2 separate regions of the Homo sapiens genome follow, and region 2 is linked to region 1. Evidence: read pairs that join two places in POLR2A ChIA-PET (ENCODE). Cell type or tissue: PC-9. All regions are shown on one strand. Each heading gives the region's core, and the rest is flanking DNA. Links, peaks and the distances in the headings are about the cores only.

Evidence for each region. Peaks named below come from ENCODE experiments on the same cell type or tissue, not always from the same donor. Only the 100,000 strongest peaks of a DNase experiment are listed, where the experiment ranks them.
Region 2: POLR2A ChIA-PET joins it to region 1 with 5 read pairs; 15 of 35 experiments call an interaction of 5 or more read pairs at or near these places.

Annotation. Positions count from the first base shown.
Region 1 is chr19:48,620,570-48,632,149 of GRCh38, forward strand. SPHK2 (sphingosine kinase 2) reads left to right here. Exons shown (of 7, transcript NM_020126.5): 3 at 5,322-5,793; 4 at 7,123-7,272; 5 at 7,406-7,500; 6 at 7,593-7,708; 7 at 8,112-9,836. The coding sequence ends at 9,204. DBP (D-box binding PAR bZIP transcription factor) reads right to left here. Exons shown (of 4, transcript NM_001352.5): 4 at 9,461-10,483. The coding sequence ends at 10,268. Among named protein-coding and RNA genes, the nearest start is that of SPHK2, 6.9 kb to the left of the region's middle. RefSeq lists silencers at 3,595-3,834, 6,763-7,057 and an enhancer at 7,117-7,617. In PC-9, for the core only: no CTCF peak of the experiment used is centred there; a DNase peak (open chromatin) is centred at 6,792; H3K27ac peaks cover 2,496 bases.
Region 2 is chr19:48,342,787-48,359,790 of GRCh38, forward strand. It overlaps TMEM143 (transmembrane protein 143), which reads right to left. Exons shown (of 8, transcript NM_018273.4): 4 at 2,374-2,568; 5 at 535-665; 6 at 1-23. Among named protein-coding and RNA genes, the nearest start is that of TMEM143, 13 kb to the right of the region's middle. RefSeq lists an enhancer at 1-372. In PC-9, for the core only: CTCF peaks have their summits at 8,664 (motif pointing right) and 8,864; no DNase peak of the experiment used is centred there.

The DNA of each region.
Region 1 (11,580 bases), core at 4,563-8,562:
AAGCCAAGATCCTCATACTGTGGAAAGACAAAATCTGAAGCTTTTCTTTAAAAAAAAAAAAAAAAAATTGGAGGCCAGGCGTGGTAGCTCAAGCTTGTAATCCCAGCACTCTGGGAGGCCAAGGCCTGCGGATCACCTGAGGCCAGGAGTTCGAGATCAGCCTGGCCAACATGGTGAAACCCCATCTCTACTAAAAATACAAAAATTAGCCAGGCATGGTGATGCGCACCTGTAATCCCAGCTACTCGGGAGACTGAGGCAGGAGAATCATTTGAACCCGGGAGGCAGAGGTTGCAGTGAGCCGAGATCGCGCTGCACTCCAGCCTGGGTGACAGAGTGAGACTCCGTCTCAAAAAAAAAAAAGAAAAAACAGGGTCTCACTCTTGCCCAGGCTGGAAAGCAGTGGCACAATCACAGCCTACTGCAGCTGCAACCTCCTGGGCTAAAGTGATCTTCCCACCTCAGCTTCCCAAGTAGCCTCCACCATGGCTGGCTAATTTTTTTATTTTTATTTATTTATTTATTTTGAGGTGGAGTTTCGCTCTTGTTGCCCAGGCTGGAGTGCAATGGCACGATCTTGGCTCACTGCAACCTCCGCCTCCCGGGTTCAAGCAGTTCTCCTGCCTCAACCTCCCAAGTAGCTGGGATTACAGGCATGCGCCACCACACCCAGCTACTTTTGTATTTTTCATAGAGATGAGGTTTCTCCATGTTGGTCAGGCTGGTCTCAAACTCCCGACCTCAGGTGATACGCCGGCCTCGGCCTCCCAAAGTGCTGGGATTACAGGCATGAGCCACTGCACCCGGCCAATTTTTTTATTTTTTCTAGAGACTAGGTCTCCCTCTGTTGCCCAGGCTGGTCTTGAACTCCTGAGCTCAAGGGATTCTCCCACCTCAGTCTCTCAAAGTGTTGAGCTTACAGGCATGAGCCACCGCGCCCAGCCTGGGAGCCCTTCCATAAGTGATTTCAGACCTTCTCTCCAGGCAGGTGTTCCAGTGGGATAATTTAGGAATCAGAGAAACTGAGGGGTTGAGGAGGATACTTATTATTTATTATTTAGGTGCACTGGCCCAGTCAGATTAACATCGAAAAAGACTGAGCACCGAACAAAGAGTCAAGTTACATTTTAAGTATTTCGTGGGGTAGGGGGAGATCTGTGCAGGGGGAAGCATATTATAGCAGCGAGAAACAAAGACAGTTATTCAATTGAGACATGCATTACATTATTTCTTACTTTTCAAGGAAAAACATGTTTTAGGACTTGAGTTTATCCTGTCTAGTGACCTTGCAGCTGCACAGTTAGAGAAACAGGGTCTTCACGATGCCTGGGAAAGGGAGTTAGATAAGGCTCACTAGCCACAAACAGAAAAACAGGCAGTTAATTTTTAAAGGACTCAATCTCGGGCCGGGCGCAGTGGCTCACGCCTGTAATCCCAGCACTTTGGGAGGCCGAGATGGGCGGATCACGAGGTCAGGAGATCGAGACCATCCTGGCTAACACGGTGAAACCCCGTCTCTACTAAAAATACAAAAAAAATTAGCCGGGCATGGTGGCGCGCGCCTGTAGTCCCAGCTACACACGGGAGGCTGAGGCAGGAGAATGGCGTGAACCCGGGAGGCGGAGCTTGCAGTGAGTCGAGATCGCGCCACTGCACTCCAGCCTGGGCGACAGAGCGAAACTCCGTCTCAAAAAAAAAAAAAATAAAAAAAAATAAAGGACTCAATCTCTTTCTCTTCCTCAGGGGGAATTGGGTTTTTTACATACAACTGAGTTTTTGCTTACACATTCTTTAATTTCTTTTAATTCCTGTTTCAGTGTGAATAGCTTTCTCCCTACTTCCCAGACAGGACAGCTGAGGCCAAGAATTCAGGGGCTTCCCAGCAGTCACACAGCAAGTGTGTGTGAGCTGCAGGGTCCTTTCTCCTTTTCCTCCTCCCTGTCCTCTCGTCTGTGTGACTTAGGCTCTATGTTTGAATCTCAGCTTCTTTGCCCAGTGTCTCTGCCTTTCCTTCTCCCAGGGCCCCAAGCTCAGTTGCTGTGCCCCAGTCTCAGTCTTACTGGGTTTCTGTTCCCCCTTCTCTCCGTGTCATTCCTTGGCACATACTATCTGGTGCTGTTGCTACTGTGGGTTGGATGCTAGGTACATGATTTGGCAATAAGCAAACTTCTTCCTACATTTGTCTCTCTTTTTTTTTTTTTTTTTTTTTTTTTTGAGACAGAGTCTTGGTCTGTTGCCCAGGCTGGAGTGCAGTGGCATCATCTCGGCTCACTGTAACCTCCGCCTCTTGGGTTCAAGCGATCTCCTGCCTCAGCCTCCTGAGTAGCTGGGATTACAGGTGCGTGCTACCACACCTGGCTAATTTTTGTATTTTTAGTAGAGATGGGGGTTTTGGACCAGTGAGGTGGCTCACGCCTGTAATCCCAGCACTTTGGGAGGCTGAGGCGGATGGATCACGAGGTCAGGAGATCCAGACTATCCTGGCTAACACGGTGAAACCCTGTCTCTACTAAAAATGTAAAAAATTAGCCGGACGTGGTGGCACGTGCCTCTAGTCCCAGCTACTCAGGAGGCTGAGGCAGGAGAATCGCTTGAACCAGGCAGGCGGTTCAGTGAGCCTAGATCGTGCCGCTGCACTCCAGCCTGGGTGACAGAGCCAGACTCCATCTCAAAAAAAAAAAAAAAAAAAGAGAGAGAGACGGGGGTTTCTCCATGTTGGTCAGGCTGGTCTCGGACTCCTGACCTGGCGATCCACCCGCCTCGGCCTCCCAGAGTGCTGGGATTACAGGCGTAAGCCACCACGCCTGGCCTACAGCCTACATTTGTCACTTTCTAGTGAGCTCTGTCCTTGTCTCCTAATGCATATCTCTTTCTCTCTATGCAATTCTGTTTCTAAGTCTCCTAATATATACTTGCCTTTCTTTCAATTTCACCATGTCTTTGCCTCGGTGCATCTGTCAACATCTTCACTTTCTGTCCCAGTTCCTCCCAGCCCCTGGGCTTCCAATATTCTCTCCCTCCCTCACCTTTGACCTAGAGATACTGTCCCCATCTCTCTGTCTCTGTCTTGCCATGTGACTGGTTCATTCACTGGGCAGATGTTTATCTCATGCCGCTTCCATTCTGGTTTGAGCCTGAGATAAATAAGTCTGAATTAATGAGCCTCTCCTTCGCGGCTTCCATTCCAGAAGTGTCTGTCTCCATCTGTCTCCGTGTCTGTCATTTTCAGGGTTTTCTTGTATCCTTACCTTGCACATTCTCAATCCCACTGTTTTGGTCTCTTGTTTATATCTCTGCTTTTCTCTGGGTCTCTCTGACTCTGTAACTGTCCGAAAAAAAAGTATCCTTCACTTTCCCCACTCTCCCTCTCCTCCCAGCTCTCTTATTGCCTCATCCAACCTCTGTGGGTCTCTGCCTTGCTCTGTGTCTGGATCGGATCTCTGGGCCTTTGTTACGCGTGTTAGAGTCTCTGTCTTTGCAGCTAAAGACCTCCTCCCTCACGCCCCTTTTCTTTTGTGAATTCAATGGATGAGACAGGCCCACTCTCCCTTAACAAAGATGGCGACAACGGCGCTGTCTATGGGGCCGCGACGTCGTCTCCGCTGCGCGTCGGCCCTCACCCACGATGGCGGCCAGTCTCCCGAAGCGCGAGGCCCCGCCCAGCTCTCGGCCTCTCCCGCGGCCGGTCCCTGCACCAAGCTCGCGAGCTGACTGGCTCCACCCCCCGCGCCCTCGTATTGGTGCGGCCCAGGCCGGCTGCACGGCCATTGGCTGAGCGGATGCACACCCTCCCCCCACCCCTAGGTCTGATGGGGGCTGTTGGTGCTGACTTGCGGGACCGCCTGGAGGAGGACCCGGCGTGTGAGGAGGGTGCGGGGGTCGGGGCAGGGACCGGAGTCTAGGGGACTGAGGGACCAAGAGGAACAGAGACTCAGGCCCGGGACTGGGGCACCGGGGTGGGAGATGGAAATGGAAAACCTGGGCCAGGACTGAACCCAGCCAGGCCTGGGACTGGGTTCTGGAAATAAGAGTGCGGATGGCGGTTTGGGGGCCCAGGGCCAGACACGCAGGCCTATGGATTGGGGACCAATGGATGGAGACCCAGGTCCAGGTCTCGGGGACCCAGGGACAGAGACCCAGGCCCAAGACTGGAGGACATCTAGGGCTCTGTGCTTGAACCTGATTTGAGGTTCCCATAATGGGGCCAGGGCAGGTTTGGGGGTGAAGCAGACGTCCTGGACCCGAGAGAGCCGCTGGGGATAGGGGGGCAGATGTAGTTCCTAAGGGTGAGTCCACAGGCGGTGGGGGGTGGGGGGCTGTCCTGGCGCTCTGGGCCTGGGGAATGTGAGGGGCAGGACTGGCAGGTGGCTGGGCGGGGCAGTGGGGAACAAAGGTGAGCGAAAGGAGGAGGCAGAATCCGGGCAGAGGGCAGGGAGAGGGCCTGTGGGGAAGGGACCTCAGTCCTGCTCCCACCCGCTCCCTGGAGAGCAGGCGGCCAGACACCCAGGTCAGTGCTCAGGGACCAGCTCTTGGCCCCTGCCCCTTGCAGGCGCTCGCATGTGGCTCCTCTCGGACCCCGTAGTCCCTGTCATATCCCTTCTCTCCAGCTGTCTCCATGCCTGCCTCGTACCCCTCCTATTTGCTCTCCCTTCCACTCTGTCTTGCCTTTCTCGTTGGGGTGAAAAAGTCTTACTCTCTTAAGTATCTTTCATCGCCTGAGTTTCACCTCATTGACCCTGTTTGTCTCCTCTCAGTGTTTCTCTGGCTCTCAGACCCTATCTCTATTGCGTTTGTGATTGTTTTGCTGTTTTACCCACTGCACCGTATGGGGGGTGGGGGTGTCGGGGAGGTGTGTCTTTCAGTCTTTGCATGTCTGTTTCTGCATATCCAATCCCACTATCCATTCCCCTTCCTGTGCCTTCTTTTCCCCCAAAGCCCGTTATCATCACCCAACCACCTGTATATTTCAATCCTTTCTCTTGTTTATCTATTCCTATGAAGGCAAGGATTTGGGGCTATTTTGTCTCCTGCTGTGTTTGCTAGGCCTAGCACCGTGATTGGCACATAAAGGGTACTGAATACTTACTGGGGAATAAATGATTGGATGTTTGCATGCCCGGGTCTCCGGCCCCCTCTGGGATGCTGGCCTCTGTCCCGCATCCTCAAGGTCTGCCCACACCTGTCTGAGCCTGTCTGTCTCTGATGCTCCTGTCTCACCTGCCACTGCCCCTCATTGTCTCCTCCTGTCCACAGCCCCTGCCCCTCCCTGCCCCTGCCATGGGGTCCTGAATTCTCACCCCTTCTCTCCTCCCTTCCCACAGAGGCCAGACCAGGAGCTGACCGGGAGCTGGGGCCACGGGCCTAGGAGCACCCTGGTCAGGGCTAAGGCCATGGCCCCGCCCCCACCGCCACTGGCTGCCAGCACCCCGCTCCTCCATGGCGAGTTTGGCTCCTACCCAGCCCGAGGCCCACGCTTTGCCCTCACCCTTACATCGCAGGCCCTGCACATACAGCGGCTGCGCCCCAAACCTGAAGCCAGGCCCCGGGGTGGCCTGGTCCCGTTGGCCGAGGTCTCAGGCTGCTGCACCCTGCGAAGCCGCAGCCCCTCAGACTCAGCGGCCTACTTCTGCATCTACACCTACCCTCGGGGCCGGCGCGGGGCCCGGCGCAGAGCCACTCGCACCTTCCGGGCAGATGGGGCCGCCACCTACGAAGAGAACCGTGCCGAGGCCCAGCGCTGGGCCACTGCCCTCACCTGTCTGCTCCGAGGACTGCCACTGCCCGGGGATGGGGGTGAGGTGCTGGGCAGCTGCTCTATCCTGGAGCCACCTTGGTGTCTCTGCAGAATTTCCTCCATAGGCAGCTGTGTCTTTATTTTTCTGTGTGTCTGGGTGATGTATCTCTCTGGATCCGTTAGGAGTGATACACAGGGATGGGCTACAGAAGGAACAAAAAGACAAGAGGACCGGATGTGGTGGCTCATGTCTGTAATCCTAGCAATTTGGGAGGCTGAGGCGGGTGGATCACCTGAGGTCAGGAGTTCGAGACCAGCCTGGCTAACATGGTGAAACCCCATGTCTACTAAAAATACAAAAAATTAGCCGGGTGTGGTGCTGCGCACCTGTAATCCCAGCTACAGGAGGGTGAGGCAGGAGAATCGCTTGAACCCAGGAGGCAGAGGTTGCAGTGAGCTGAGATCGTGCCATTGCACTCCAGCTTGGGCAACAAGAGCAAAACTCTGTCTCCAAAAAAAAAAAAAAAAAAAAAAAAAGCACAGGCAGAGGTCGCGTGCAGTGGCTCATGCCTATAATCCCAGCACTTTGGGAAGCCAAGGCAGGCAGATCACCTGAGGTCGGGAGTTCGAGACCAGCCTGGCCAACATGGCGAAACCCTGTCTCTATTAAAAATACAAAAATTAGCCGGGCATGGTGACGGATGCCTGTAATTCCAGCTACTCGGGAGGCTGAGGCAGGAGAATCACTTGAACCCGGGAGGCAGAGGCTGCAGTGAGCCGAGATTGCACCATTGCACTCCATCCTGGGCGACAAGACCGATACTCCATCACAAAAAGCAAAACAAAACAAAAACGCAGGCAGAGAAAAGTGATTTACATCTGCTGTTCTCTTGCTAGATTTATGTTTCTGTCTCCTATCCTCTTCCCCTTTGCATGGGTCTTGACCACAGGTGAGTCACCCAGGGTGGTGAGAGCAGCAGCCTGAGACAGGACCAGGTACCACCCAGAGTGATGGGTGCCAACAGAGGTCTAGGGCTTCCCTGGAGTTCAGAGGTGGCATCTAATCCTGCCTGGGGCCCCTAAGGGCTGGAAGTAACCTAATCCTGGGTAATAGGTGTTTGGGGTGAGGAAAGTGGGAACCACAGCTCTGAACTACAGCTCCTCCCACACATGGGGACAAAGGGCATTTGGTTTCACACCTAAGCCCTGCCTTTGTCTCAGCAGCTAGGAGTTGGGGCAGGGCTGCATACCTAGGCCTGGCCACATGAGAGCCAGCAGGTCCCAGGGGCCAGCCCTCCACCAATTCCGTTGGGGGCTGATGAAGGGACTGTTTCCAAGGTGGGGGGCCTGGGTCACTGGCCTCTGCAGACCCTAACCTCTCTCCACAGAGATCACCCCTGACCTGCTACCTCGGCCGCCCCGGTTGCTTCTATTGGTCAATCCCTTTGGGGGTCGGGGCCTGGCCTGGCAGTGGTGTAAGAACCACGTGCTTCCCATGATCTCTGAAGCTGGGCTGTCCTTCAACCTCATCCAGACAGGTAAGGGCCAGTGAGAATGGGAGCTGGGGGCTGGGACAGCTGAGTCCTAAGGGAGCAAAGTGGTGGGTGGGACTCCTGGGTCTATGGGGCTGGGGTGGGACAGCCTGCCTAACAGCCCGGTATCCCACTTCAGAACGACAGAACCACGCCCGGGAGCTGGTCCAGGGGCTGAGCCTGAGTGAGTGGGATGGCATCGTCACGGTCTCGGGAGACGGGCTGCTCCATGAGGTAGAGCAGGAGCACCCTGCCCCTAGCCCTGGGCCCTGGGGGACTATAGAGACTGCCACCAGGACCCAGGCTTCTGGTCTCCCACCCTCCAGGTGCTGAACGGGCTCCTAGATCGCCCTGACTGGGAGGAAGCTGTGAAGATGCCTGTGGGCATCCTCCCCTGCGGCTCGGGCAACGCGCTGGCCGGAGCAGTGAACCAGCACGGGGGGTAGGTTGAGGATACCACGAAGGGAGGGATGAGCCCCTCCTGGGGTGATAGGGACCCCTATATCTCCCACTCAGCCAAACCCACAGTCAGTCAAGTAAATCAGCCTGCCTGTGGGATGCTCACCCCCAGCTCCTGGACATTTTTGCCTGCCTGCTTCCCAGCTGTATCCCGAGCGCCCAGAACTCTGCCTGGCATGGGAGGCACTCAGTGAATTGTAGGGAGCAAATGAAAGATGACCAGGAACCTGGCCCCGTAAGGAGTCGCCTGGAGGTGGCCCCACGGCTGTGGTGGGCCTGGGCCATGGCCTTCGTGGTCTCATTGCCAGCTGCTTTCCTACCTGTCTCTTTCCCCAACCCCTGTTTGCTCCTTCCTTCTGTGTGTCCGTCCATCTCCGGCTGTGAAGATTTGAGCCAGCCCTGGGCCTCGACCTGTTGCTCAACTGCTCACTGTTGCTGTGCCGGGGTGGTGGCCACCCACTGGACCTGCTCTCCGTGACGCTGGCCTCGGGCTCCCGCTGTTTCTCCTTCCTGTCTGTGGCCTGGGGCTTCGTGTCAGATGTGGATATCCAGAGCGAGCGCTTCAGGGCCTTGGGCAGTGCCCGCTTCACACTGGGCACGGTGCTGGGCCTCGCCACACTGCACACCTACCGCGGACGCCTCTCCTACCTCCCCGCCACTGTGGAACCTGCCTCGCCCACCCCTGCCCATAGCCTGCCTCGTGCCAAGTCGGAGCTGACCCTAACCCCAGACCCAGCCCCGCCCATGGCCCACTCACCCCTGCATCGTTCTGTGTCTGACCTGCCTCTTCCCCTGCCCCAGCCTGCCCTGGCCTCTCCTGGCTCGCCAGAACCCCTGCCCATCCTGTCCCTCAACGGTGGGGGCCCAGAGCTGGCTGGGGACTGGGGTGGGGCTGGGGATGCTCCGCTGTCCCCGGACCCACTGCTGTCTTCACCTCCTGGCTCTCCCAAGGCAGCTCTACACTCACCCGTCTCCGAAGGGGCCCCCGTAATTCCCCCATCCTCTGGGCTCCCACTTCCCACCCCTGATGCCCGGGTAGGGGCCTCCACCTGCGGCCCGCCCGACCACCTGCTGCCTCCGCTGGGCACCCCGCTGCCCCCAGACTGGGTGACGCTGGAGGGGGACTTTGTGCTCATGTTGGCCATCTCGCCCAGCCACCTAGGCGCTGACCTGGTGGCAGCTCCGCATGCGCGCTTCGACGACGGCCTGGTGCACCTGTGCTGGGTGCGTAGCGGCATCTCGCGGGCTGCGCTGCTGCGCCTTTTCTTGGCCATGGAGCGTGGTAGCCACTTCAGCCTGGGCTGTCCGCAGCTGGGCTACGCCGCGGCCCGTGCCTTCCGCCTAGAGCCGCTCACACCACGCGGCGTGCTCACAGTGGACGGGGAGCAGGTGGAGTATGGGCCGCTACAGGCACAGATGCACCCTGGCATCGGTACACTGCTCACTGGGCCTCCTGGCTGCCCGGGGCGGGAGCCCTGAAACTAAACAAGCTTGGTACCCGCCGGGGGCGGGGCCTACATTCCAATGGGGCGGAGCCTGAGCTAGGGGGTGTGGCCTGGCTGCTAGAGTTGTGGTGGCAGGGGCCCTGGCCCCGTCTCAGGATTGCGCTCGCTTTCATGGGACCAGACGTGATGCTGGAAGGTGGGCGTCGTCACGGTTAAAGAGAAATGGGCTCGTCCCGAGGGTAGTGCCTGATCAATGAGGGCGGGGCCTGGCGTCTGATCTGGGGCCGCCCTTACGGGGCAGGGCTCAGTCCTGACGCTTGCCACCTGCTCCTACCCGGCCAGGATGGCTGAGGGCGGAGTCTATTTTACGCGTCGCCCAATGACAGGACCTGGAATGTACTGGCTGGGGTAGGCCTCAGTGAGTCGGCCGGTCAGGGCCCGCAGCCTCGCCCCATCCACTCCGGTGCCTCCATTTAGCTGGCCAATCAGCCCAGGAGGGGCAGGTTCCCCGGGGCCGGCGCTAGGATTTGCACTAATGTTCCTCTCCCCGCGGGTGGGGGCGGGGAAATTCATATCCCCTGTTCGTCTCATGCGCGTCCTCCGTCCCCAATCTAAAAAGCAATTGAAAAGGTCTATGCAATAAAGGCAGTCGCTTCATTCCTCTCAGACCTTCTGCCCTTCCTCCATCCGACAGCCCGCGGGAGGACTCAGACTCCAGCACTTCCAGCAGCGCCTGCCCTCTATGGACGACAGCCCGGAGCTGCCCACGGGCTGCAGCCAGTATGCCAGGGAGCTGCCCTCTTCTTCCACAACAGCTGGCTCTGGGGTTCTCAAGATTTATTCAGGATCGTGTTAACGGAGGCGGTGGGAGGATAGGGTCCCTGACGTGCCGGGGACACACACAGAGAACCCTCCCCGCCCCCGCAAGGGAGGGGGGAGGCTCGCTTTTTCTTAAAAATATAAATGTATTTATCTGCATTATCACGTCCCTGGGGCACCCAGCTGGCCGGCCCGTGGGCCACAGGGCAGGAAGGGAACAGGGCGTAAGTCTCAGCAAGGCGGAGGAGAGCTCCGCCAGGTGGGGATGTGGGGCAGCCTCACAGGGCCCCGTGCTGGGCCTGGTATCGGGACAGCACGGCGCGGTAGTGGGACAGCTCCTGGCGCACGGCCACAACTTCCTGCCGCAGCAGGGCGTTCTCCTTCTCCAGGAAGGCCGCCCGCACCGATATCTGGTTCTCCTTGAGCCGCCGGGCGTCACGGGACCGCTTGGCTGCCTCGTTGTTCTTGTACCGCCGGCTCCAGTATTTCTCATCCTGCAGGAGAAGAGGGGGAGAGCACTGAGGTCCAGAGGGACCCAGGTCCCAGCGAGAGAGGAAGGGAGCCCCAGCAGCGGGGCCTAAACCACACCAGGTCTCTGCTGGGATAGGTACCCAAGGGTCTGCCTTTCTAGGGCCCTGGTTGCTAAGGAGATTGGGCCCCTAGCAACAGTAAAGGCATGAGATAGACCCCCCACCCTCAAGCAACTCGCTTCAAGTCTCCACTCTGCAAAGCGGACCCCAGCCCTCCCCACATGATAAAGGCCTGCATGCAGTTAGCTCTTGCTTGCTAAGGATGCTTGTTCCCTAGCAACAAGGCCTTCATGGTCTGAGGGCTTCTCCCAATGAAGAGCACTGCCCTGCCCTGCACATTGCCTTTCCAGATCCTGGTTGCTAAGGAAAGCTTGGTGCCCTGGTGATGGGGTTTGGTGTCCCATAAAATCCTCGCAGAGCTGGGGCCTTCTGACCTGGTTGCCAAGGCAACCTCATCCATCCTTGGCAAACAAAAGTGAGGTCTAAGTGGTTTCAATGACTGTGGCCAGCCTCTGACCTGCTGGCCTTGAACTGAGGCCAGAGAATAGCCTCCTCCCCAGTAGGACCTGACTGAGAGAAGAGCTGTCTCTTAGGAAAGGGGACTATCCTGAGACCTCCCCAGAGGATTATACCTAAAGTCCTCCCATCCTGGAAGTTGGTTCCTAAGGAAGACTCCTCCTTAGTAACCAAGGACCACGGGGCTCAGAAAGATGCTCTCTACTCCACTATTTAATTAAAGCCCAGTTCCTGCTTGTGAGGGTAAATCCAGTCCCTAGCAACAGGGCCCTCTAGAAGGAGAAACCACTGGTGTAGATCTGACTTCCAGGCCAGTCCTAGGTGCTTCAAGTAGCTATGTGTTACGCAAGGGTATGGCAAAGTCTTGTTTGTTTTTGAGATGGAGTCTCGCTCTGTCGTTCAGGCTGGAATGCAGTGGCATGATCTCGGCTCATTGCAACCTCCACCTCCCAGGTTCAAGCGATTCTCCTGCCTCAGCCTCCCAAGTAGCTGGGATTATAGGTGCCCGCTACCATGTCCGGCTAATTTTTGTTCTTTTTTTTTTT
Region 2 (17,004 bases), core at 6,377-10,376, 280 kb before region 1:
GGACCACCCGCTTAAAGTATCTCCTGAGGGACAGAGACAGAGGCAGGAGCAGGATCGGGACTGCACTGCCCGGGGAGCCCCCTCCAATCCTAGGACGCTCACTCTGGCTCTACAGTCGCACAACCATCTTAAAAGCGACTCAGTAATCATGGGGAAGAAACCAGGGATCAGCTGTGTCCAACCACAGGGGATCGGTTCAATCGCGCCATCGATCCCTGGTATTGGACGTGCAGATTGTTTGTTGGAATCCTGGCCGTGCCGCATCTTCAGAATGTGGACCTCCCTCTCCGAGCCTCAGTTTTCCTTATTGGAAAATGGGGAGAACTGTCCCCATCCTTTCTCTTCCCCTGGGAATCAAGTGTAGTACTCACTTTCCCTTGAGAAGAAAAGACAGCATTTGGATGAGTCACGCCTCCCATTTCTCAACTTCCCGCCTGGGGCCCAGACACCCAAACCAGACACTGACCTGTCAGTCCCCTCTTGACTCTAACCTTGCTCCCTCTTGCTGCAGCTGGGGAACAAGGGCCGCCTCACCTCTCCGCAGGGGGCAGCTTGGTGAAGAAGCCACGCCTGGAGCCCACGCTGGACTTCAGGGGCATCTGCCCGACTCGCTGGCCCAGGGCCCAGAAGTGAATGTAGACATACTGATCCAAATTTACTGTCACCTGCCGGGGGGATGAAGGAAGCAGTGGCGGGTGAACATGGGCAGGAGTGTTGAGGGCAGGATACCAGAATCAGATGTCCTGCCCCTAAATAATTCCCCCGTTTCCCACTTATCCCCATTCACCATCTAGGCAGGGCTGTCACATATGGTTGTCCATGTCGTATACTGCACAAGGGCTCATGATCTAACACAGTGCCATTCACGTAGAAGTCATCTTTACCATATTTCCTAGAATCTAAGGTGCCACTGACTCTACCTGATTATTTTATGAAGCAACTAAAAACAAAATACGTTGCCAATTAAATGATGTCACACCACCACCTGTAAATTACATCCCAATTTCAGAGATGACAAAACATGACTTTGGAAAAACTGCAGTTTAAAATCACTAAAATGTGGAATTTGGGGAGATTTTAGTATTTTTTATTTCTGTTTTTATTTTTATTTCTATTTTGAGATATTGTCTCACTCTGTCACCCAGGCGGGAGTGCAGTGGCACAATCTCAGCTCACTGCAGCCTCCACCTCCTGGGTCCAAGTGATTCTCGTGCCTCAGCCTCCCAAGTAGCTGGGACTACAGGCACCCGCCACCATGCCTGGCTAATTTTTGTATTTTTAGTAGAGATGGGGTTTCACCATGTTGGCCAGGCTAGTCTCAAACTCCTGACCTCAAATGATCTGCCTACCTCAGCCTCCCAAAGCACTGGGATTATAGGTGTGAGCCACTGCACCCAGCTGATTTTAGTATTTCTTATAATTTTGTTAGCATTTTGCGTGCTTTTAGGGGCTTGGTTTTTTTTTTCTTTTTTAATGTGTCTCTCTGTGTGTGTGTGTTTTGTTTTGTTTTTTTGAGACAGGTTCTCAATTTGTCATCCAGGCTGGAGTGCAGTGGCAAGATCATGGCTGACAGCTCACTGCAGCCTTAAACTCCTGGGATCAAATGATCCTCCCACCTCAGCCTCCCGAGTAGCTGGGACTGCAGGCCCGCACCACCATATCCAACTAATTTTTGTATTTTCTGTAGAGACGGGGTCTCCCTGTGTCGCCTAGATGAGTCCGGAACTCCTGGGCTCGAGCGATCCTCCTGCCTCGGCCTCCTGAATGCTGGGATTACAGGAATGAGCCACTGAACCCGGCCTTGTATTATATTATTTATTATTACAATTTTGGCAGATGGTGCTAAGTCTCTTGCCCTAAGAGAGCCATATCATATGATACTTTTCCAACAGATGGCAGTGAAGTGACCTGAGACAGCAGCACCTCCTTTTTTTTTCCAGATGGAGTTTCACTCTTGTTGCCCAGGCTGGAGTGCAATGGCACGATCTCAGCTCACTGCAACTTCCACCTCCCGGGTTCAAGAGATTCTCCTGCCTTAGCCTCCCCAGTAGCTGGGATTACAGGCACCTGCCACCATGCCTGGATAATTTTTTATATTTTTAGTAGAGATGGGGTTTCACCATGTTGGCCAGGCTGGTCTTGAACTCTTGACCTCAGGTGATCCACCCACCTTGGACCCCCAAACTGCTGGGATTACAGGCTTGAGCCACTGCATCCAGCCAAAAGTAGCCCCTTCTCTGAGTTCACCAAGTGCGCCATATGGGCCACAGTCCCAGGCTCAGGACTACAACTCCCAGCAGCCCATGCCTCTCAGAGGCTCTGCCCCACCCTAGAGGCCTCCTGGGAGTTTTGTTCTCCTAGGGAGCCAAGTACCTGGACCTCATCCTGAGGGTGGTGGACCACCAGCGCGTAGGCCAGGGTGTCCTCAGACAGCGGGGAGAAGTTGGCCTGGGCCAGCAGGGGCTCCAGAGCCCGAAGCACCTCCTGCTCATTAGACAGACGCTGGGGATCCGTTAGTGATGGCTGATCGAGGGTCTCCCTGTCAGGGTTGATGGGGTCATATAAGGCCTAAGAGGAGAGTCAGAGAGAAAAAGATGGGATAGGTCTCTGCATGAAGGATTCTAGGGACATCTAAGGACATCCCTCTCCAGATACTTTCATTTATTTATTTATTTATTTATTTATTTTATTGAGATAGAGTCTCGCTCTGTTGCCAGGCTGGAGTGCAGTGTCACGTTCTCCGCTCACTGCAACCTCCACCTCCCGGGTTCAAGCAATTCTCCTGCCTCAGCCTCCCAAGTAGCTGGGACTACAGGCGCACGCCACCATGCCCGGGTAATATATATATATATTTTTTGTATTTTAATAGAGATGAGGTTTCACTGTGTTGCCCAGGCTGGTCTTGAACTCCTGAGCTCAGGCAATATGCCCGCCTCGGCCTCCCAAAGTGCTAAGATTACAGGCATAAGCCACCGTGCCCGGCCTGTGTTTTTTTGTGTTTTGTTTTTGTTTTTTTGAGACGGAGTCTCGCTCTGTCGCCCAGGCTGGAGTGCAGTGGCACAATCTCAGCTCACTGCAACCTCCACCTCCTGGGTTCAAGCGATTCTCCTGTCTCAGCCTCCTGAGTAGCTGGGATTACAGATGCACGCCACCATGCCCGGTTAATTTTTGTATTTTTAGTAGAGAAGGGGTTTCACCATGTTGGTCAGGCTGGTCTCGAACTCCTGACATGTGATCTACCCACCTCGGCCTCCCAAAGTGCTGGGATTACAGGCATGAGCCACCTTGCTCAGCCCTTTTTTCTTTTTCTTTCTCTTTTTTTTGAGATGGAGTCTCGCTCTGTCACCCAGGCTGGAGTACAGTGGTGCAATCTCAGCTCACTGCAACCTCCACCTCCCAGGTTCAAGCAGTTCTCCTGCCTCAGCCTCCTGAGTAGCTGGGATTACAGACACATGCCACCACATTCAGCTAATTTTTATATTTTTAGTGGAGATGGGGTTTCACTATGTTGGCCAGGCTGGACTCGAATTCCTGACCTCAAGTGATGCAACCACCTCGGCCTCCCAAAGTGAGATTACAGACATGAGCCACTGTGCCCAGCAGATTCTTTTCTTATCACACCCATATCCAATCCTCTGGCAAGTTCACTTGCTAAACCCCTGAATCTTCTTGAATCCACCCTCCTCTCTATCTCCTTTGCTGCTATCTTCTCACTGAAGCCACCTTCATCTCTCACTTAAACAATTATGTAGGGCTTCTGTTCCCCAACTTTTACTCTTACTACTTTCTTTTTATTTATTTATTTTTTTGAGACAGAGTCTCACTCTGTTGCCCAGGGTGGAGTGCAATGGCATGATCTCAGCTCACTGCAATCTCCACCTCCTAGGTTTAAGTGATTCTCCTGCCTCAGCCTCCCGAGTAGCTGGGACTACAGGTGCCCACCACCACGCCTGGCTAATTTTTGTATTTTTAGTGGAGATGAGGTTTCACCATGTTGGCCAGGCTGGTCTCGAACTCCTGACCTCAAGCGATCCCCCCACCTCAGTCTCCCAAAGTGGTGGGATTACAGGCGTGAGCCATCGCACCTGGCCTACTCTTGCTACTTTTCAACCAGTATCCACATGGCCATTGGGAAGAACTTACTGAGGCTGTAAACAGCTCCCACAATCCACCCCTCCAACAGCTTCCCACTGTATTTAGAATAAAATCTAGAAGCTTTCCGTGATGTTCAAGTTCCCTCACAAACTGGCATCTAACCTGCCTGCCTCATCTTATGTCCCTAAACGTCCCCCCTAAAAAACTCTTGGAATGAATGTCGCGTGAGTTTCCAGTTGCCTAGCCTATTTTGCTCACGGAGAGACTGAGTCTCAGGATGACATATAACTTGTCCCAGACTCTACAACAGCCTCCAAGGAAATCACCCCTCTATAAAACCAGATCATAAACCTAACCCTCCATGTGTCTCTTGGGAGCAGGGGTCCTATGAAGCAGCTTGTTCAGGCCAGGTGCGATTCTGAATTAGTGGAAGGAGAGAGGGCCGGTTCTCCAAGTGGGAGGAATGGCCTAAGTGAAGGTTTGGTCATGGGGAAGCCCAGGGCCTCAGAAACAACTGAGCAAGGAGACTGGGATGCAGAAGAGATTCAAAGGCCGGCACAGTGGCTCACGCCTGTAATCCCAACACTCTGGGAAGCCAAGGTGGGAGGATCACTTGAATCCAGGAGTTTGAGACCAGCCTTGGCAACACGGTGAAATCCTGTCTCTACAAAACTTTTTTTTTTTTTTTTTTTTGAGACAGAGTCTCGCTCTGTTGCCCAGGCGGCAGTGCAGTGGCATGATCCCAGCTTACTGCAACCTCTGCCTCCCAGGTTCAAGCGATTCTCCTGCCTCAGCCTTCTGAGTAGCTGGGACTACAAGCGAGCACCACCATGCCTGGCTAATTTTTTGTATTTTTAGTAGAGACGGGGTTTCACCATATTGGCCAGGCTGGTCTCAAACTCCTGACCTTGTGATCCACCTGCCTTGGCCTCCCAACGAGCTGGGATTACAGGTGTGAGCCACCGCATCTGGTCTTTTTTTTTTTTTTAATTAGCCAGGCACAATAGTGCATGCCTGTGGTCCCAGCTACTTGGGAGGTTGAGGTTGGAGGATAACTTGAGCCCAGGAGGTTGAGGCTGCAGTAAACCATGATCGTGCCACTCCACTCCACTCCAGCCTGGGTGACAGAGCGAGACCCTGTCTCAAAAAAAAAAAAAAAGAAAAAGAGAAAGAGTCAAGCCAAGAAAATCCTCCTCTGAAGTAAGCCCTAGGGCTGTGCCCACATCCTCCAGCCTAGGCTGGTCGAGCAGTTCTGGGACTTACAGAGTGACCTTGAGAAATTCCATTCCCAGGCTGAGCTGCAGTTTGAAAGCTGGAGAAAGAAATCTGCATTGATCAAATGTCCACTGTGAGCCAGATTCTCTTCTGGAAACTTCACATCCTCCCAGGGCTTTGGGCCAAAAACCTGGACATTGCACGTGATCCCTGTTGCTCCCTTCCCTGTCACAATAAATCCTGCCGATTCCACCTTCAAGCAGACCGCACTTCACCCAGCTCTCTCCTCCCCACCCGCCTGGTCCCAGTCCATGCCAGCCACCACCATTTCATCCTGCCTGGGTGAGCCCAACAGCCTTCTCAATAGTCTCCCCAAATCCTGTAACACACACCATCCCCTGCCAATCGGTTCTTTACACAGCTTCCAGGGAGATCTCGTCAAACAATAAAATAACAACAATCATCATCAATGATAATGGTGCACATTTACATAGCACTTACTGTGTGCCAGGCACAGATTGAAGTATGTTACACGCACATTCTCACAGTGTGAAACTCCTCATTTACAGATGTGGAAACTGAGGCACAGAGAGGTTAAGTAATTGCCCGAGGTCACATGGCCAGGAAGTGGTGTAACCAGAATGACACATTTGACCATGTCAATCTCCTGCTAAAACCCTCCCAAGGCTTCTACTGCCCTCGGGAATCAGGATCACACTTCCTAGTAGGGCCTGCAAGGCCTCACAGGACCGTAAATCCCCTCGGTCACTCCATACCATCCAGACTGTCTTTAGGTTGGCTGGGCGCGATTGCTCATGCCTGTAATCCCAGTAGTTTGGGAGGCCGAGAGAAGAGGATTGCTTGAGCCCAGGAGTTTGAAACCAGCCTGGGCAACACAGCAAGATCCCATCTCTACCAAAAAAAAATACATTTATATATATAAAAATTAGCCAGGCGTGGTGGTGCACACCTGTGGTACCAGTTACTCAGGAGGCTGAGGGAGGTGGATTGCTTGAACCCAGGAGATTAAGTCTATAGTGAGCCATGATCACAGCTTGGCACTCCAGCCTGGGCAACAGAGAAGACCCTGTCTTCAAAACAACAACAACGACAAACCAGATTGGTTTTAGTTCCTCCAGCCACAGAGACTTTGCACATGCTGTTGGAAGACTCTCTCTACACCCTTCCTGCCTCCTTCCCTTTTCACCATTGAAGTCTTACTCTCTGTCATATTCTAGGTCCATCATCACTATCAAAAAGCCTCGGACAGGGGCAGTGGCTCACGCCTGTAATCCCAACACCTTGGGAGAACAAGGCAGGAAGGACTGCTTAAGGCCAGGAGTTCAAGACCAGCCTGAGCAACGCGGTGAAACCCCATTGCTACTAAAAATACAAAAAATTAGTTGGGCATGGTGGCGGGCGCCTGTAATCCCAGCTACTCCGGAGGCTGAGGCATGGGAATCACTTGAACCCTGGAGGTGGAGGTTGCAGTAAGCTGAGATCGCACCAACTGCACTCCAGCCTGGACAACAGAGTGTGTCAGTGTGTGAGTCTCTGGCTCAAAAAAAAAAAGCAGCAGCCTTCCTCTACTCATCAAACTGAGCAGGGCCACCCTGTGTGGTTGGGCAGGATGTACACTGCACAAAGATACCAGATCTAAGGGCAGACCTGTCCATTTATCATGACAGCCACCCTTCAGATGGAAATAAAGGAACAGAATAGCACCATCCACTAGAACTCCCTGCAGTGAGGGAAATATTCTAGATCTGCACCATCCAATAAGGTCGACACTGGCCATAGGTGGCTACTGAGCACCTGAAACATGATCAGTATGCTGAGAAACAAAATTTGTAATTTTGTTTTAGTTATGTTAAATTTTAACAGCTAGTGTCTACATTTAATTTTTTTTTTTTTTTTTTTTTGAGACAGAGTCTCACTCTGTCACCCAGGCTGGAGTGCAATGGCGCAATCTTGACTCACTGCAACCTCCGCCTCCCGGGTTCAAGTGATTCTCCTGCCTCAGACTCCGGAGTAGCTGGGATCACAGGAGCCCGCTACCATGCCAGCTAATTTTTTTTTTTGTTGTACTTTTTTTTAGTAGAGACGGGGTTTCACTATGTTGGCCAGGCTGGTCTCGAACTCCTGACCTCATGATCCACCCACCTCGGCCTCCCAAAGTGCTGGGATTACAGGCGTGAGCCACTGCGACCAGGCTACATTTAAATTTAATGAAGTTCGTGGCTACTATAACGGACAGTTCCAGGCTAGAGAAAGAGGCACCTTTTTCTAATTTGCACATGGACCCCAGTATAGCAACCAAGGTTCAGGTTCACTCTGTTATCCCCCTGCAGGGCACCATGCCCATCGCCCTCATGGTCTGAACTTAACCATCACTGGGGAGAGCATCTGATTCATGACCGTCCCCACCACCCACGTTCAGCTCCCAGAGCGCACGATGCAGGCCCAGTTTCACTCCTCAGTGAAGACACAGCACCTGGCACCGGGCCTCGCACAAACATCTGCTAAAAGAATGACTTAATTGGTGCCGGGCACAGTGGCTCACGCCTGTAATCCCAGCACTTTGGGAGGCTGAGGCAGGCGGATCATTTGAGGTCAAGAGTTCGAGACCAGCCTGGCCAACATGGTGAAACCCCGTCTCTACTGAAAATACAAAAATTAGCCAGGCATGGTGGTGCGCGCCTGTAGTCCCAGCTACTTGGGAGACTGAGGCAGGAGAATTGCTTGTACTCAGGAGGCGGAGGTTGCAGTGAGCCAACACAGTGCCACTGCACTCCAGCCTGGGAGACAGTGAGACTACATCTCAAAAAAAAAAAAAAAAAAAAAAAAAAGAATGACTTAATTGGGTCTTTGTGGCAATTGCTGCTGCCATATTCCACCATCAAGCATTCCCTTGTGGCTGTCACATGCCATCTGTCTACTGAGGACTCCCAGATTTCCATCTGCAGTCCAGATATCTCGCTTGAGCTCCAGATTCACACGGCTGGGCGTCTACTCAATACTTCCATACAGATGCCCCATGGGCCTCTCAACACCTCCGCAAGGGCATCCTCTCAAACCCACGATGCCCCAAACCTGCTCCTCTCAGCCTTGTCCCCATCTCAAAAGATGCAACTCCATCCTTCCAGGTGCTCAGGCCCAAAGCCTGGGGGTCATCCTGGAGTCTTCCCTTTCTCACACATCCAACCCATTGGCAAATCGTGATGGTAACACATTCAAAACAGATGCAAAATCTAACTGCTTCTCAACCCTTGGTCTCAGCCACCCTCCTCCCTGGCCTGGGAGCTGTTCTCCCCGCCCCGTCCCCATCCCCAGTGGGTTCCCCAAGCAGCCACCAGAGGGCGCCAGTTTGCACCTACAGCAATTCCAGTCTTTGCTTAGAACACTCTGCTTAGCCACCGACCCACTCAGTCAAAGCAAAGTCCTCACCACCGCCCAGGGGGGCCCTGCAAGATCTGGCCCCAGGTCCCCCTCCCTCTGCCCTCACCTCCTCTCTCTTCCCTGGGTCGCCAGGCTCTAGCCCCGCAGGCCTCCTGGCTGTTCCTCCACACACCATGCACACTGCTGCCCCAGGGCCTTTGCACGTGGAGTTCCCTCACATCTCCATAGGGCTTGCTCCCCTCTCCTTCAGGTCTCTGCTCAAATGTTCTCTGCTCAGTGAGGCCTTCCTGACCACCTTACCTGAAACTGAAAAACACCCCCTCCCTTGCTTTCCTTTTCTCCTTATTAGGTTTTGAAAAAAAGAAAAATACAGTCATCCCTTGGTATCCATAGGACATCAGTTCCAGGATGTCCCATGGATACCCAAACCTACAGATGCTCAAGCCCCTGATATAAAATGACATGTCTGCAGCCGGGCGCGGTGGTTTACGCCTGTAATCCCAGCATTTTGAGAGGCCGAGGCGGGCGGATCACGAGTTCAGGAGATCAAGACCATCCTGGCTAACATGATGAAACCCTGTCTCTACTAAAAATACAAAAAATTAGCTGAGCGCGGTGGTGGGCGCCTGTAGTCCCAGCTACTCGGGAGGCTGAGGCAGGAGAATGGTGTGAACCCGGGAGGCGGAGCTTGCAGTGAGCCGAGATCAAGCCACTGCCCTCCAGCCTGGGTGACAGAGTGAGACTCTGTCTCAAAAAAAAAAAAAAAACACCATATCTGCATATAACCTCTACACATCCCCTCATATACTTTATTTTTATTTTTTTAGAGACAGGGTCTAGCCCTGTCCCCCAAGCTGGAATGCAGTGCTGCAATCATGACTTACTGCAGCTTCAACCTCCCAGGCTCAAGCGATCCTCCTGCCTCAGCCTCCCAAGTAGCTGGGACCACAGGTGTGTGCCACCACGCACAGTTAATTAAAAAAAAAAAAATTATGGAGGCCGGGCACGGTGGCTCACACCTGTAATCCCAGCACCTTGGGAGGCCGAGGCGGGCGGATCACTTGAGGCCAGGAGTTCCAGACCAGCCCGGCCAATATGGTGAAACCCCGTCTCTACTAAAAATACAAAACCTAGCCAGGCATGGTGGTGCACACCTGTAGTCCCAGCTACTCAGGAGGCTGAGGCAGGAGAATCACTTGAACCCAAGAGGCAGAGGTTGCAGTGAGCCAAGATCACACCACTGCACTCCAGCCTGGGCGACAGAGCAAAAATCTGTCTCAGAAAAAAATATATATATATTTTGTGGAGACAGAGCCTTACTATGTTGTCCAAGCTGGTCTCAAACTCCTGTCCTCAAATGATCCTCCCACCTCAGCCTCCCAAAGTGTTAGAGTTACAGGCATAAGCCACTGTGCCTGGCCACGTATACTTTAAATAATCATCTCTCTCTAGATTACTTATAACACCAAATACAATGAAAACATTATGTAAATAGTTGTAATGCTACATTGTTCAGAGAATAATGACAAGGGAAAAAAAGAGTCTGTACATGTTCACTACTGATGCAATTTTTTTCCCAAATATTTTTTATCCACAGTTGGTTGAATTCACAGATGCAGAACCCATGGATATGGAGGGCTGACTGTGCAGGACACCACTTACATCTGAATTTCAGATCAACGACAAACTTTTTTTTTTTTTTTAAACGGGGTCTCACTCTGTTGCCCAGGCTGGAGTGCAGTGGTGTGATCTCGGCTCACTGCAACCTCTGCCTCCTGGGTGCAAGCGATTCTCCTGCCTCAGCCTCCACAGTAGCTGGGATTACAGGCGCCAGCCACCATGCCCAGCTAATTTTTTTTTTGTATTTTAGTAGAGACGGGTTTTCACCAGGTTGGCCAGGCTGGTCTCGAACTCCTGACCTCAAGCAATCCACCCGCCTTGGCCTCCTAAAGTGCTGGGATTACAGGTGTGAGCCACCATGCCCGGCCCAACAACAAACGATTTTTTTAGTTTAACTACATCCCATGCAATATTGGATGACTGTATTGCATAGGACACACTTCCACTGTACTAAAAAATTACACATAGTTTATCTGAAATTCAAATTTACTGGGTATAATGAGTTGAATGTTGTCCCCTAAAAATTTACATCCCTTTGGAACCTCAGAATATGATCTCATTCGGAAATAGGGTCTTTGCAGGTAGAATTAAGGTAAAGATACAGATGAGATCATACTAAATTAGGGTGGAACCTAAATCCAATGAGAGTGTCCTTATAAGAGACAGAAAAGGACACACATAGGACACCGAGAAGGCAGCCACAGGAAGATGGAGACAGGGGTTGGAGTGACTCATCTACAAGCCAAGGAGCACCAAGGGTTGCTGGCAGCTACAGGAAGCCAGGAGAGACACCATAGATGCTTCCCTCTCAGGGCCTCCACAAGGAAACATCTTTTAATACATTTCACTTCTTTTTTTTTTGAGACATAGTCTCACTCTGTTGCCCAGACTGGAGTGCAGTGGTGCGATCTTGGCTCACTGCAGCCTCCGCCTCCCGGGTTCAAGTAATTATCCTGCCTCAGCCTCCGGAGTAGCTGGGATCACAGGCATGTGCCACCACACCCAGCTAATTTTTGTATTTTTAGTAGAGTCGGGGTTTCACCATGTTGGCCAGATTGGTCTCGAAATCCTGACCTCATGTGATCCACCTGCCTCGGCCTCCCAAAGTGCTGGGATTATAGGCGTGAGCCACCGCGCCCAGACTTTTTCTTTTTTTTTTTTTTTTTTGAGACATAGTCTTGCTCTGTCACCCAGGCTGGAGTGCAGTGGTGCGATCTCAGCTCACTGCAGCCTCCGCCTCCTGGGTGCAAGTGATTCTCCTACCTCAGCCTCCCGAGTAGCTGGGACTATAGGCACCCGCCACCACACCCAGCTAATTTTTGTATTTTCAGTAAAGATGGGGTTTCACCATGTTGGCCAAGCTGGTCTCGAACTCCTGACCTTAAGTGATCCGCCCACCTCGGCCTCTCAAAGTGCTGGAATAACAAGCGTGAGTCACTGTGCCCGGCCAAATTTCACTTCTGTACCTTGTTGCTGGTCTCTTCCTCAGTAGAACAGAGCCTGTGAGGTACATCTCTCATGCTGTCCACTGTCTCCCAGAGCCTCAAGCCATTCCAGAGACACAGTAGGTGCTCAATAAATATTTACTGAGCGAACTCAATGAATGAATGAATCAGCGAAAAAAGATCAGAGAGAGGTCACCCGCCAAGGTCACCCGCACCACTAGTGAACAACCAAGCTATTGTTTGAACCGAGGCTATGCTGCTTCTTTCCCTGCCCAGGCCACATCTTCAAAGGACTTAAGTCATCAGCAAATGGTCACCCAGCGGGCCTCACCCGCCTCTGCCACTTCTACCCTGCCCCTGCCTCTGTTTAAAATCTCCTGCCTGGGAGATATATGCTTATTCACTTATGTTCTTTCTACATTTCTATATATTTATACATTTCTATAATAAAATAGGCTTTTTTTAACTTTTTTTTTTTAAGAATCTTGCTCTGTCACCCAGGCTGGAGTGCAGTGGCGTGATCTTGGCTCACTGCAACCTCCACCTCCCGGGTTCAAGTGATTCTCATGGTTCAAGTGATTCTCATGCCTCAGCTTCCTGAGTAGCTGGGACTACGGGCACCCCCCACCACAACCGACTGATATTTATATATTTAGTACAGACAGTTTCACCGTTTGCCAGACTGGTCTCGAACTCCTGGGCTCAAGTGATCCGCCTACCTCGGCCTCCCAAAGTGCTCAGATCACAGACAAGACATACCAAGCCCAGCCTTAACTTTTAAAAAAATAGAAAAAGAAAAAAACAACCGTGGCTCCAGAGGCCATAGGTGCCCTGTGGAAGAGCTTGGAGGCAGGCAGACGGGGGCTTGATCTCGACTCCACCAATTATGAACTGTGTGATCCTGGGCACAACCCGGGCCCTCTGAGACATTCAGTTTCTCCATGTATGAATGGGCTGATGGCGGCTGTCTCTCCGCACTGCAGGAAGGAGTCAATAAGCCAGACACAGCAAGCGCTCAGCAACAAGGGGCTGTGATGGCCACTGTTGCTGGGGTTGTTATTATTCAAAGCAAAGTGCGGAGCTGCAGAAGGCAGTGGTGGGATGTGGCGAGGGGTGAATGCAGCAGGCCTGGGTTGTCCAAACCCCGCACATTCCAAAGAAAGGACCGGCCCTGGACCAGCTTCTGGGAGGGAACCTCTAAGCCCTTGGAATGTCCTGACTGATAAGAGTGTCTTGGTTTACCTGGGGCCTGGGGCCACACTGGATGCTGTGTGTTAATGTTGTCATCTATGGTCAGGGCCTGGAGCCACTGAGCATCAGTTTGACCTCGGAGGGGCTGGAGTCTCAGGTCAGCCACCATGCATATGTGACTGACCCCCAGTAAAAACCCTGGCCACCCAGGCTTACAGGAGCATCCCTGGTTGGCAGTACTGCTTGCGTGTTGTCACACATCTTGCTGGGAGAATTAAGTGCCGTCCATGACTCCACCGGGAGAGGACAGCTGGACGCTCACGCCTGGTCTGTCTTGGATTCTGCCCCATGTGCCTTTTTCCTTTTTTTTTCTTTTTTTTTTTTGGGATGGAGTCTCACTCTGCTGCCCAGGCTGGAGTGCAGTGGCACAATCTCAGCTCACTGCAACCTCCGCCTCCTGGGTTCAAGTGATTCTCCTTCCTCAGCCTCCTGAGTAGCTGGGATTACAGCTACTGGGATTACAGCGCCACTATGCCCAGCTAATTTTTGTACTTTTAGTAGAGACAGGGTTTCACCATGTTGGCCGGGATGGTCTCGATCTCCTGACCTCGTGATCTGCCAGCCTTGGCCTCCCAAAGTGCTGGGATTACAGGCGTGAGTCACCACGCCCGGCCCTCCTTTTTTTTTTTTTTTTTGAGACAGAATTTTGCTCTGTCACCCAGGCTGGATAGTGCAGTGGCAAAATCTCAGCTCACTGCAACCTCCGCCTCCTGGGTTCAAGCGATCTCCTGCCTCAGCCTCCCAAGTAGCTGGGATTATAGACATGCGCTACCAGGCCCAGGTAATTTTTTTTTTTTTTTTTTGAGATGGAGTTTCACTCTTATTGCCCAGGCTGCAGTGCAATGGTGCGATCTTGGCTCACTGCAACCTCCTCCTCCCAGGTTCAAGCAATTCTCCTGCCTCAGCCTCCCGAGTAGCTGGGATTACAGGCATGCACCATCACACCCAGCTAATTTTGTATTTTTAGTAGAGACGGGGTTTCTCCATGTTGAGGCTGGTCTCGAACTCCTGACCTCAGGTGATCCGCCCGCCTCGGCCTCCCAAAGTGCTGGGATTACAGGCGTGAGCCACAGCACCTGGCCTTTTTTTTTTTTTTTTTTTTTTTTTTTTTGAGATGGAGTCTCACTCTGTCACCCAGGCTGGAGTGCAGTGGCGCGATCTCGGTTCACTGCAAGCTCCGCCACCTGGGTTCAAGCGATTCTCCTGCCTCAGCCTCCTGAGTAGCTGGGATGACAGGCACATGCCACCACACCTGGCTAATTTTTGTATTTTTAGTAGAGACGGGGATTCATCATGTTGGTCAGGCTGGTAATTTCTGTATTTGCAGTAGAGACAGGGTTTCGTCATGCTGGCAAGGCTGGTCTCGAACTCCTGACTTCAGCTGATCCACCTGCTTTGGCCACCCAAAGTGCTAGGATTACAGGCGTGAGTCACCGCGCCCGGCAGTACTACCATCTATTAATAGATCCTCCCACAGCAGTTTCTCAGCCCAGACCTCTCCCTTCACCTCCAGATCCACATATTCAAGTCTATCTTTCTTTTTTTTTTTTTTTTTTTTTCTGAGACGGAGTCTCACTCTATCGCCCAGCTGGAGTGCGGTGGCGCAATCTTGGCTCACTGCAAGCTCCGCCTCCCGGGTTCACGTCATTCTCCTGCCTCAGCCTCCCGAGTAGCTGGGACTACAGGCGCCCGCCACCACGCCCGGCTAATTTTTTTTTGTATTTTTAGTAGAGACAGGGTTTCACCGTGTTAGACAGGATGGTCTCGATCTCCTGACCTCATGCTCCGCCTGCCTTGTCCTCCCAAAGTGCTGGGATTACAGGCATGAGCCACCACGCCCGGCCTCAAGTCCATCTTTCTACCTGCCTTTCTAAAAGGCAGCTCAATGGATAAAGAAAATATGGTCTATATACACCATGGAATACTACTCAGCCATAAAAAGGAACAAAATAATGTCTCTTGCAGTAATTGGATGGAGTTGGAAGGCCATTATTCTAAGTCAAGTAACTCAGGAATGGAAAACCAAATAGCCGTATTCTCACTTTATAAGTGGAAGCTAAGTAAGCTATGAGGGTGCGAAGATACACAGAGTGATATAATGGAATTTGGGGACTCAGGGAGGGGGGTTGGGATGGGGGTGAGGGACTACATATTGGGTATAGTGTACACTGCTCTAGTGATGGGCACACCAAAATCTCAGAATGCACCACTACAGAATTCATCCATGTAACCAAAAAGCACATGTACCCCAAAAACTACTGAAATAAAAAATGTTTTAATTAAAAAAGAATGGGCCAGGCACGGTGGCTCACGTCTGTAATCCCAACACTTTGGGAGGCCAAGGCAGGTAGATCACGAGGTCGGGAGTTTAAGACCAGCCTGAGCAACATGGTGAAACCCCATCTCTACTAAAAATACAAAAATTAGCCAGGCGTACTGACACACGCCTGTAATCCTGGCTATTCGGGGGACTGAGGCACAAGAATCACTTCAACCCGGAAGACAGAGGTTGCAGTGAGCCAAGATCGCACCATTGCACTCTAGCCTGGGCAGCAGAGTGAGACTCTGTCTCAGAAAAAAAAAAAAATATATTAGAATAAATAAATTCATAAATAAATGGTAGCTCAAATTCTTAAGTCCAAAACTGAGCTCTCAGTCCTCCCTGCAGATCTTTCTCCCCATCCCACCACGGTCTCCCCCATCCCAGTAAATGGCAGCTCCATCCTCCAGGAGGCTCAGGCCAGAACTGCTGGAGACGCACCCCTACTCCTCTCTCTTCCTCCCCAGAACACCCCCACAGCCAGCACATCAGCAAAACGCTGATGCCTTCCAACATAACCAGCATCTGACCGTTTTTCACCATTTCCATCGCTATTACCCTTGTCGGAGCTTCCATTATCTCTCCCCTAGACAAATATAATAGACTCTTTCATAGATGTCCCTGCCTCTGATAGTCTGTTCCCTACACTGCAGCCAGAGAAATCCTGTTAACACCTAAATCCGCTGCTCACATCTCTCCTCAGCTCAGAGCCCTCCCATGGCTCCCGGCTCACTCAGAGTCAAAGCAAGGTCCTCGGCCTGGCACAGTGGCTCACGCCTGTAATCCCAACACTTTGGGAGGCCAAGGCGGGTGGATCACTTGAGGTCAGGAATTCAAGACCACCCTGGCCAACATGGTGAAACCCAGTCTCTACAAAAAGTACAAAAATTAGCAGGGGGAGGTCGTGGACGCCTGTGGTCCCAGCTACTCAGGAGGCTGAGGGAGGAGAATCGCTTGAACTGGGGAGGCGGAGGTTTGCTGTGAGCTGAGATCGCACCACTGCACTCCAGCCTGGGCAACAGAACAAAAACTCCATCTGAGAAACAAAAACAAACAAACAAAAAAACAAAGCAAGGTCCTCACAGTGGCCCACAAGGCCCAGTACGATCTGTCCCCATCCCCTCTGCCCTCATATCCCACCCTCCCCGCACATTCACTCTCCTGCAGCCACAGTGGCCTCCTCACTGTTCAATACTCCAGGCCTCCACTCACCTCAGGGCCTTTGCACTTGCTCTTCCATCTGCCAAGAACATCCTCCCCCAGGCATTCATCAGGCTCGTTCCCCCTCTTCACTAAGCCTTTAGCCCACATGTCACCTCCTTGGGGAGCCCTTCCCCACCCACCCCGTCTGAAACAGGCCCCATCTCACCCCTCTTTGTTTTTTTTTTTTTTTTGAGACAGAGTTTCCTCAGTCGCCCAGGCTGGAGTGCAGTGGCGCAATCTTGGCTCACTGCAAGCTCCGCCTCCCGGGTTCATGCCATTCTCCTGCCTCAGCCTCCCGAGTAGCTGGAACTACAGTCGCCCCCCACCACGCCCAGCTAATTTTTTTGTATTTTTAGTAGAGACGAGGTTTCACCGTGTTAGCCAGGATGGTCTCGATCTCCTGACCTTGTGATCCACCCGCCTCAGCCTCCCAAAGTGCTGGGATTACAGGCGTGA